3 separate regions of the Mus musculus genome follow, and regions 1 and 3 are each linked to region 2. The links are chromatin loops, found by intact Hi-C in ENCODE. Cell type or tissue: heart. All regions are shown on one strand.

The links. Peaks named below come from ENCODE experiments on the same cell type or tissue, not always from the same donor. Only the 100,000 strongest peaks of a DNase experiment are listed, where the experiment ranks them.
Region 1: a loop joins it to region 2, with 4 times the contacts of the local background. A loop is called at or near these places in 3 of 42 quality-filtered maps.
Region 3: it touches region 2 in a loop (4-fold over the local background); 5 of 42 quality-filtered maps call a loop at or near these places.

The regions. Positions count from the first base shown.
Region 1 is chr8:114,142,782-114,145,281 of GRCm38, forward strand. All of the region lies in intron 2 of Nudt7 (nudix (nucleoside diphosphate linked moiety X)-type motif 7), which reads left to right. Among named protein-coding and RNA genes, the nearest start is that of Nudt7, 10 kb to the left of the region's middle. In heart, no CTCF peak of the experiment used is centred here; a DNase peak (open chromatin) is centred at 1,060.
Region 2 is chr8:114,436,899-114,439,398 of GRCm38, forward strand. No RefSeq gene overlaps it. Among named protein-coding and RNA genes, the nearest start is that of Wwox, 1.5 kb to the right of the region's middle. In heart, a CTCF peak has its summit at 1,507 (motif pointing left); no DNase peak of the experiment used is centred here; H3K4me3 peaks cover 263 bases; H3K27ac peaks cover 42 bases.
Region 3 is chr8:113,631,826-113,634,325 of GRCm38, forward strand. No RefSeq gene overlaps it. Among named protein-coding and RNA genes, the nearest start is that of Mon1b, 2.7 kb to the right of the region's middle. In heart, a CTCF peak has its summit at 1,000 (motif pointing left); no DNase peak of the experiment used is centred here.

The DNA.
Region 1 (2,500 bases), 290 kb before region 2:
GTCTTCCTCAATTCTAATCCTATGATCCTAGGAGTGTTAGAACACCTGGGAATAGAGCTTTCTCTGGTTGTTGTGGAACTGGCTGCAGAGTTTGCTTTCAAGGTCTGCTCAGGGCACTGGCCCAGACCAAAAGGAACCCATGCAACTGGTTAGGCAGAGTTCCTGGGTGCTCGGGAGGAAGTGTGTTTTTAAGTCTTTTGTAAGACATGCTGCAGTAGACAGAAAATGGTCCAGCCTTCCTCTCTCTACTTAGGTATCTGTCAGTGATGAGATGTGTGAGGACATGGCTGCTGAAGCAGATCCTGTAGAAGTCTTCATTTATAGCAGGGAGGAACTGCACATGTTTTGTGTCTTCAAATGACTTGCGCAGGGCTAGGAATGATACACAATGGCAGAACACTTCCCTAGTATGCACAAAGCCCTGGATCAACCCTCAGCACCACCAAATAAAATGAATGAATAAATAAAAATAACAAACTTGCTAAGGCAGAATAATCAGCTATAGAAAACTAAATAAAGTTCATAACAGCCTTAGTCCTCTCAAAGGACTGTAACAAAATACCTTATACTGGGTGGCTTATGAACAGCAAACATTTTCTGTGCCTGTGGAGGCTGGGAAGTTCAGTATCAAGGCATCTGCGGATGAAGCACTCGGTGCTGTCTTCTCTTTCTACTTCCCAGATGATGGTTTTCCTTGTGTGCTCATGTGCAAAAGGAGCAATAAGTGTCTGTGCACTTCTTTTATAACTGCTTTAACTCATTGATAGGGCCTTGCTCATTATGCTTTCCCAAGAGCCCCAACACTGAATGGTATTGCCCTGTGACTTAGGATTTCAAAATTGGAAGAAACAGATATTCAGACCAAAGCAGGCTTCTAGCTTTCCTTACAAAGATGTCACTCCAGGTGCTAAAAATGCCAACAGGACATCTCAGTCGAATGCTGGACATCAAGAACTGACATTAGGGGACCTCATTATATCACCCTGCGTGGGAGCTAGGCACAACTCCACTCATGGCAACCTCAGCTCATGTAACCGCCCAAGGGCATGCTGCCATGATCTTTGCACACAGTTGGCAAGAAGCTGGCCAAAGAGTCCTGCTGAATCAGGCTCTACAATGACATGGATAGGTGAGGTTGTAAGAGAAACTGGATTGGGCTGGCTGAAAAGAGAAGGACAAGAGATACACCTCTCAGAGATGAGAAAAGAAGAAATGACTGGGATGCTACAAATGGAGACACATGGTGCTAAAACCAGTAAGGACTGGAGTTAGGGACATGGGTGCAGAAACAGAAAGAGAGCTTCCCCATTCTTCATGTGAGTCAGCAAAAATAAATGGAGATGGTGAAATATATGGTATCAATCGTGATGGCTCCTTGGCCACACTGTGTTTTAGCAAATGCTCTCTCTCTCTCTCTCTCTCTCTCTCTCTCTCTCTCTCTCTCTCCCTATCTATCCAACTATCTATCTATCTATCTATCTATCTATCTATCTATCTATCTGTCTGTCTGTATATCTGTCTATCTAATAGGTGTGTCTGAGTATGAACAAGCATGTGCTGTGGCACACTGTGTTTTAGCAAATGCTCTCTCTCTCTCTCTCTCTCTCTCTCTCTCTCTCTCTCTCTCTCTCTCCCCCCTATCTATCCAACTATCTATCTATCTATCTGTCTGTCTGTCTGTCTGTCTGTCTGTCTGTCTGTATATCTGTCTATCTAATAGGTGTGTCTGAGTATGAACAAGCATGTGCTGTGGCCTCTTGTAAAGGAGCCATTGGACAACTTTTGAGAGTCACTTCTCTCCTTCTACCTTATTACTGCACAGGTTCTCTCATGACTTTATCTCTTAATTACCCTGCTACAGGATCTCAAACACTGCTCTTTTGTGGGAAATATTTTTTAAAAAAAAAATGAACCTGCCAACTCTCCACGGGGCTTCTGCCCTCCTGCCTGCCCACCAACACTCTGGCCACGCAGGACTACAGGACTCCCACCAGGCCATCTCTCTGGTGCCCCCTGTCCCCCAGTTCCTCTTGCTACCATGCACCCCAAGGTCATCTGTCACATCATAATACCCAGTACCCTGGTAGAATCAAGACACTTAAAGCTTAATTAACCAATCAGATTTATGTATCAATAATATCACAATTTACAAGAAGCCAATACAATAATTTCAGAGCCAGTTGATGATGATAAAAGCTTTATCCCAATATTTCTAACCTTGTGAAATCATAGCTACTTGTGGCTGGAAAATGCCACGTGGGTACTTGTCCACAGCTACCTTGCTTCTCTCTCAGCTACTCTTAGCTCTGCCTCCCCTTTCCCCAACCAATCACAGACCTCCCACTGCCCTAGTGTGATTGGCTACAACACTGCTCTTTGAGCTTATACCAGATAAATTCACATTCTATAGAAGCATTACTGGTTAATAGAGCAAAGTCCAAGCTTCTAGCCAGTTCTCCTGCCTCTGCCTATTTGTAAGGATTCGGGAACTGAAGACGTA
Region 2 (2,500 bases):
GAAAATCCCTGAGCTTGGGAGAAGTGGGTACTTTGTTAGTAGACCATGAAAATTTACTTCAGCCCATTAGGATTAGGGTTAGGGTTAGGGTTAGGGTTAGGGTTAGGGTTAGGGTTAGGGTTAGGGTTAGGGTTTATTTCAGCGTGTGGCTCAGCTCTCATTCCTTTATTGCTCTTTTGGAGGCAGACCGCAGGTTGAAGCCTGGCACATCTCCAGGCACCTCTTTATCTTGCTCTTAATAAATCACCATTCCTGAAGATTTTCATGTGTCTTTATACAGTTCACTAGAAAGAGGTGCAAGGACCCAGAAACTCCAGCATCTGTTTGCCAGACTCAACTCTGCACCTGTGACAAACCCAAGTGAGGTCACACTGACAGGGAGTTTCCCCCTCAGAATCCTTTTGTTGCAGCAGCAATAAATAAATTAACTAATTAAAATATAAAAATAAATGTAACTGTCGTGTGTTTATAAAAAGATAAAGAGAGGAGGAATATGTTTTGGTGGATTTGTAGTCAGGTATGTGGGAATGGGGTGCCTCTATAGGCCCATGCTGAGGCATCCCTTCCCCCTGAGGGACCAGCCAGCCAGTATAGTATAGAGCTTACTCAGAGAGGGGAGTTGAGAGTGTAGTGGGGGGGAAGAGAGAGAGAGAGAGAGAGAGAGAGAGAGAGAGAGAGAGAGAGAGAGAGAGAAGAAGAAGGAGGAGGAGGAGGAGGAGGAGGAGGAGGAGGAGGAGGAGGAGGAGGAGGAGGAGGAGGAGGAGGGAAGTAGAGGCCGCCAAGAGCACGGATGGGGTGGGTGGGGGGAAGGGACGAGGGGACAGAGTGGGAGCAAGAAGGCAAGAGAGAGGAGGGAGCAAGCAGTCTCTTTAAAGTAATTCAAGCACACCTGGCTGTTACAGGGTAACTGTGGGGCGGAGCTTAGACACACACACACACACACACACACACACACACACACACACACACACAAATGCTAACGGGATAATAACAGTCGCTGAAGTCGCTAACCTTCTGTTTTAAGTCTCCCATATGCTGACCTCACTGGCAAGAGCCGCCACTCTAAGCTTCGATATTCTTTCAGAACATTGTCAGAAGAGTCAGGAAGCTTCCCAGATCCCTTTTGTAGGTAAAGTTTGGCATCAAAGCAGCAAACTTGATTTAGCAAGGACTCATGATTTAAGTTAAATCAGGTCTGCAGGGTATTGGGGGTGGGTAGGTGTTGAAATAAATAACCAACTTCCTGGTATTGATACATTAGAGAAGTTGGGTTCTAGGAATAGCCTACTAAAATCCGTGTCCCTTGCACACATTTCGTTTCTTTTGAGTGGTGTCAAATTTTACTCAGCAAAAGTGAGTGCATCTTGTTGTTGCAAATTTCTACTAGAGAAGAAAGTAAACAATCGATTAAAAACAAACAAACAAACAAACAAACAAACAAAAAACAGGTTCAAAGGTTCCTTGCTGGGAACCAAGGCTTTGAACTGCAGGCTGATAGCGCCACCTGGCGTGCAGCTTCGGAAGCACAAGCTTGGATAGTTAAAAAATCCTCATTTCATAACTACTGTGGCGCAGATGTTTTTACAGAAACAAGATGGTCATAAAATCTCCTTAGGGTATGACTTTGTGGGTGTTGGCTTTGTCTCACACGTATTCAAGCTCCTGAAAAATCTTCTTTGCCTGGGTTTACATGCAGATAGATCCTTGTTAGATCAAAGTCAAAGCTAAACTTCCAGGAGCCAGAAATGATAAACAAATAGGGGAAGGGACTAAGTGCTGTTGTGAAGGTAGGCTTCACATTGTGGGTCTAGGATATTTATAACCAGGATTTTTTTTTCAGGTGCTTTAAAAGTCTGCTTTGCAAGTTTGTAATCAGGTGCCGCCTATGAACAAGAGAACCAAGTTATGGTTGGAAGACCATTCTCTCTTAATAGAGAATCTGGAGGCATGAGAATTTGCATGTTCTCGATTTTTGGCTCCCTTTATAGCATAGGCTGGCCTCGAACTTGTGAACTTGTGATCGTTTTGACTTACCCTCCCAAATTCTGGAGTCACTTAGTTCTCCAAGTGTAGGTTTTTTTTTTTTAAATGGCATATTTACATAAACAACACAGATTGTGAATGGAAAAATACCTGGATAGTATCAAGTCAGGACATTTACTCTCGCAGGTGTGTCCAACCTGAGGCTCGTGGCAACACGTGGCCCGGGATACTAATAAATGCTGCCCAACACAAAAATCCTAAACTTTAAGCATTGTGAGATTTTTCTTTTCTTTTTCCTATTTGGATATTCGATTGAGGGCTTCTCTAGTGTAAATTTTGGAAATGACCATGTCACAGTATCATGTCGTAGTGTCAAAAGGTTGTACACCTGCAGGGCATGGGACGAAACTGGAGCTCAGAATAATCTCATCAGAACCTTTCCCCCCTCCCCGCCCCCCCTTTATAGTCCAGTTGAGCTTGGACTACATTTCCCAGGATACTTCACTGCTGGGACTCA
Region 3 (2,500 bases), 810 kb before region 2:
CACCCTGGACAGAGAGTCCTGGGTTGTAAAAGAAAGCAGGCTGAGGCAGCCATGGAAAGTAAGCTAATAAACAAGGTTCTTCCGTGGTTTTGACTTCAAGCTTCTGTCTTGGCTTCTCTGGATGATGTGATCCAACCTGTAATGCAAACAAACCCTTCCTCCCCAATATGGCTTTCGCTCAGAAAGTTCTATCACAGCAAGAGAGATGGATGCTAGGACAATAAATAAATCTACCTTTCCTTCCTTCCTTCCTTCCTTCCTTCCTTCCTTCCTTCCTTCCTTCCTTTCTTCCTCCTTCCTTCCTTCCTTCCTTCCTTCCTTCCTTCCTTCCTTCTTTCTTTCTTCCTTTCTTTCTTTCGCTTGTTATTATTTTTATTTACCTGTGTAATCCCACATAAGTGTGGGTGGAAGTGAGGCCAGAAGGAGGTGCCAGGAGCCCCAGACCTGGAATTGCCTGTCATTTGTAGCACATTCTGCTGTTAGCGATTTAACATGGGTCCTCTACAGGTGCTCTTCACCACCAAGCTGTATCATCAGTCACCCTGTCTTCCTCCTTAATGTTTATTGGTTCTGCCTACTACAGTGTTCTGAACAAATACCAGCTCCCATTACTTCTGAACCGTAAATAGCGCCTTATTTCCGCAGATTTCAGATAGGTGAACTCTCCCTTGTGCAAAATTATCCCCTGTATATCTATCTCTCTAGCCATCTGAGACTCACCACTTTGGGTTGTCAATCTTTGCTATAGGAAGAACATTCTCCTAACGAGTCTGAGAAAGCATAGTCAAGCCTTTTGAAAATGAGTTTTCAGAGTAGATTATGTTCTCTTAGTGAGTCTTAATCGTGAGAGAAACAAGAGTCTTAGATGGTTTCAGATTTGGATTCTTGTCATGGAAGTGAGAACCTAAGCTCTTGAAGACAATTCACTGGTGTTTTCCTGGTATTTACTGGACAGTGAGTTGAGTTTGGAAGGTCTCTATCATGTGGATTTTGTGCCATCTACTGGTCATTCTTGCAAAAAACAACGATGCTGACGGTGATCTACTGTTCCCTCTCCTTGGATCCCACTGGTTTCTAGGCATCTTACCCACTTACACATTCTAAGGTGGTGATTCTCAACCTTCCTGATGCTGTGCCCATTTAATACAGTCCCTCATCTTGTGGTGACCCCCCCCAACATAAAATTATCTCATTGCTTCTTCAAAACTGTAATTTTGCTACTGTAATGAATTACAATATAAATATCTGATGTGCAGGATGGGCTTAGGTGACCCCTGTAAAAAGGGGCTGTGACCCACAGGTTGAGAACCATTGTTCTAAGGAATGTCTTTAAGACCTCTAATATTGGAACAAGAGCAAAAGGTTTCCAGTGAGGTCCAAGCCTGGGACAGGGAGTGAGGGACTGAGTGTCCGTAGGTCCATCCATCACTTTATCTTTCCTTCACACTAGCGAGTGCAAGGCTATCTAGCTATCTATCCTTCCTTTGTTTAAAAAAATCAATTTATAATATTGTAATATGTCTAGAGACCTCTAATCATGTTATCCTTCAATCCTATTGATCACTGGTTTTATCATTTAAGCACACATTTTAGTAACTATGCTGACCTTTTCAAAGAAAGAACGATTTCTACATTGTCTCTTTTGACTGTATGTCTTCCCTCTCACTGAATTGCATCTTTATTGTCGTCTTATTTCTACTGCAGGTCTAGCTTCCTCTCATTCCCTATCATCTTAAGGCTCCCGTGTAGATCATTGGTTATGAGTGTCTCTTCTCATACCCGTGTGAATATATAAAGTTGCACATTTCCCTGTGAGCACTCGTGATTTACAGTCTCCGCAGTTGCTCATTCTTCCTGTTTTCATGAAGCTGAAGATACTCCTGAATATCCCATGGATTTAATATTTGAGTCATAATGTGTTCATATGATGAGTACTGACCTAATTCCTACTCTTGGAAGAATTCTCCAATCTCTGCTAACAATAGCCACAATTTCTGTTGTAATCAAACAATTTTCTCTGAAAGATTTAGCTTCTAAAGGGGCATTAACTTTTTTTTTTTAATTTTTTGGTCCAGCATGCGCATTTGGAAAAAAATCCACTCTGTTGTAATTGAGCAGAATTTTTTTAATAAATATCAATTCATTTGCCAGCTGTTGATCATATCTTCTGTAACCTTATTTATTTATTTAGATATTAGATATTTAGATTTAAATATTTATCTATTTTTTTTTTTGCCATCAGTTTCGGCCATTTTTAGTGAGCACAGAATGTTGAAATCATCACCTAACCTCATGAGCTATTTTCCCTTTGAGTTTTTGTCAATTTGACAGTTAGGTACTTTGAAGTTTTGTCTTTGAGTATCTAAATATTCAGGGATGTTATGTCTCCTGGCTGATGACACCTCCTTGATCTTGGAGCCCGGAGGGATGGGTCTCACGAGGTAGAATGCTTGCCCAGAATACATGAAGCCTTGGGTTCGCACCACAGCATGACACAAAC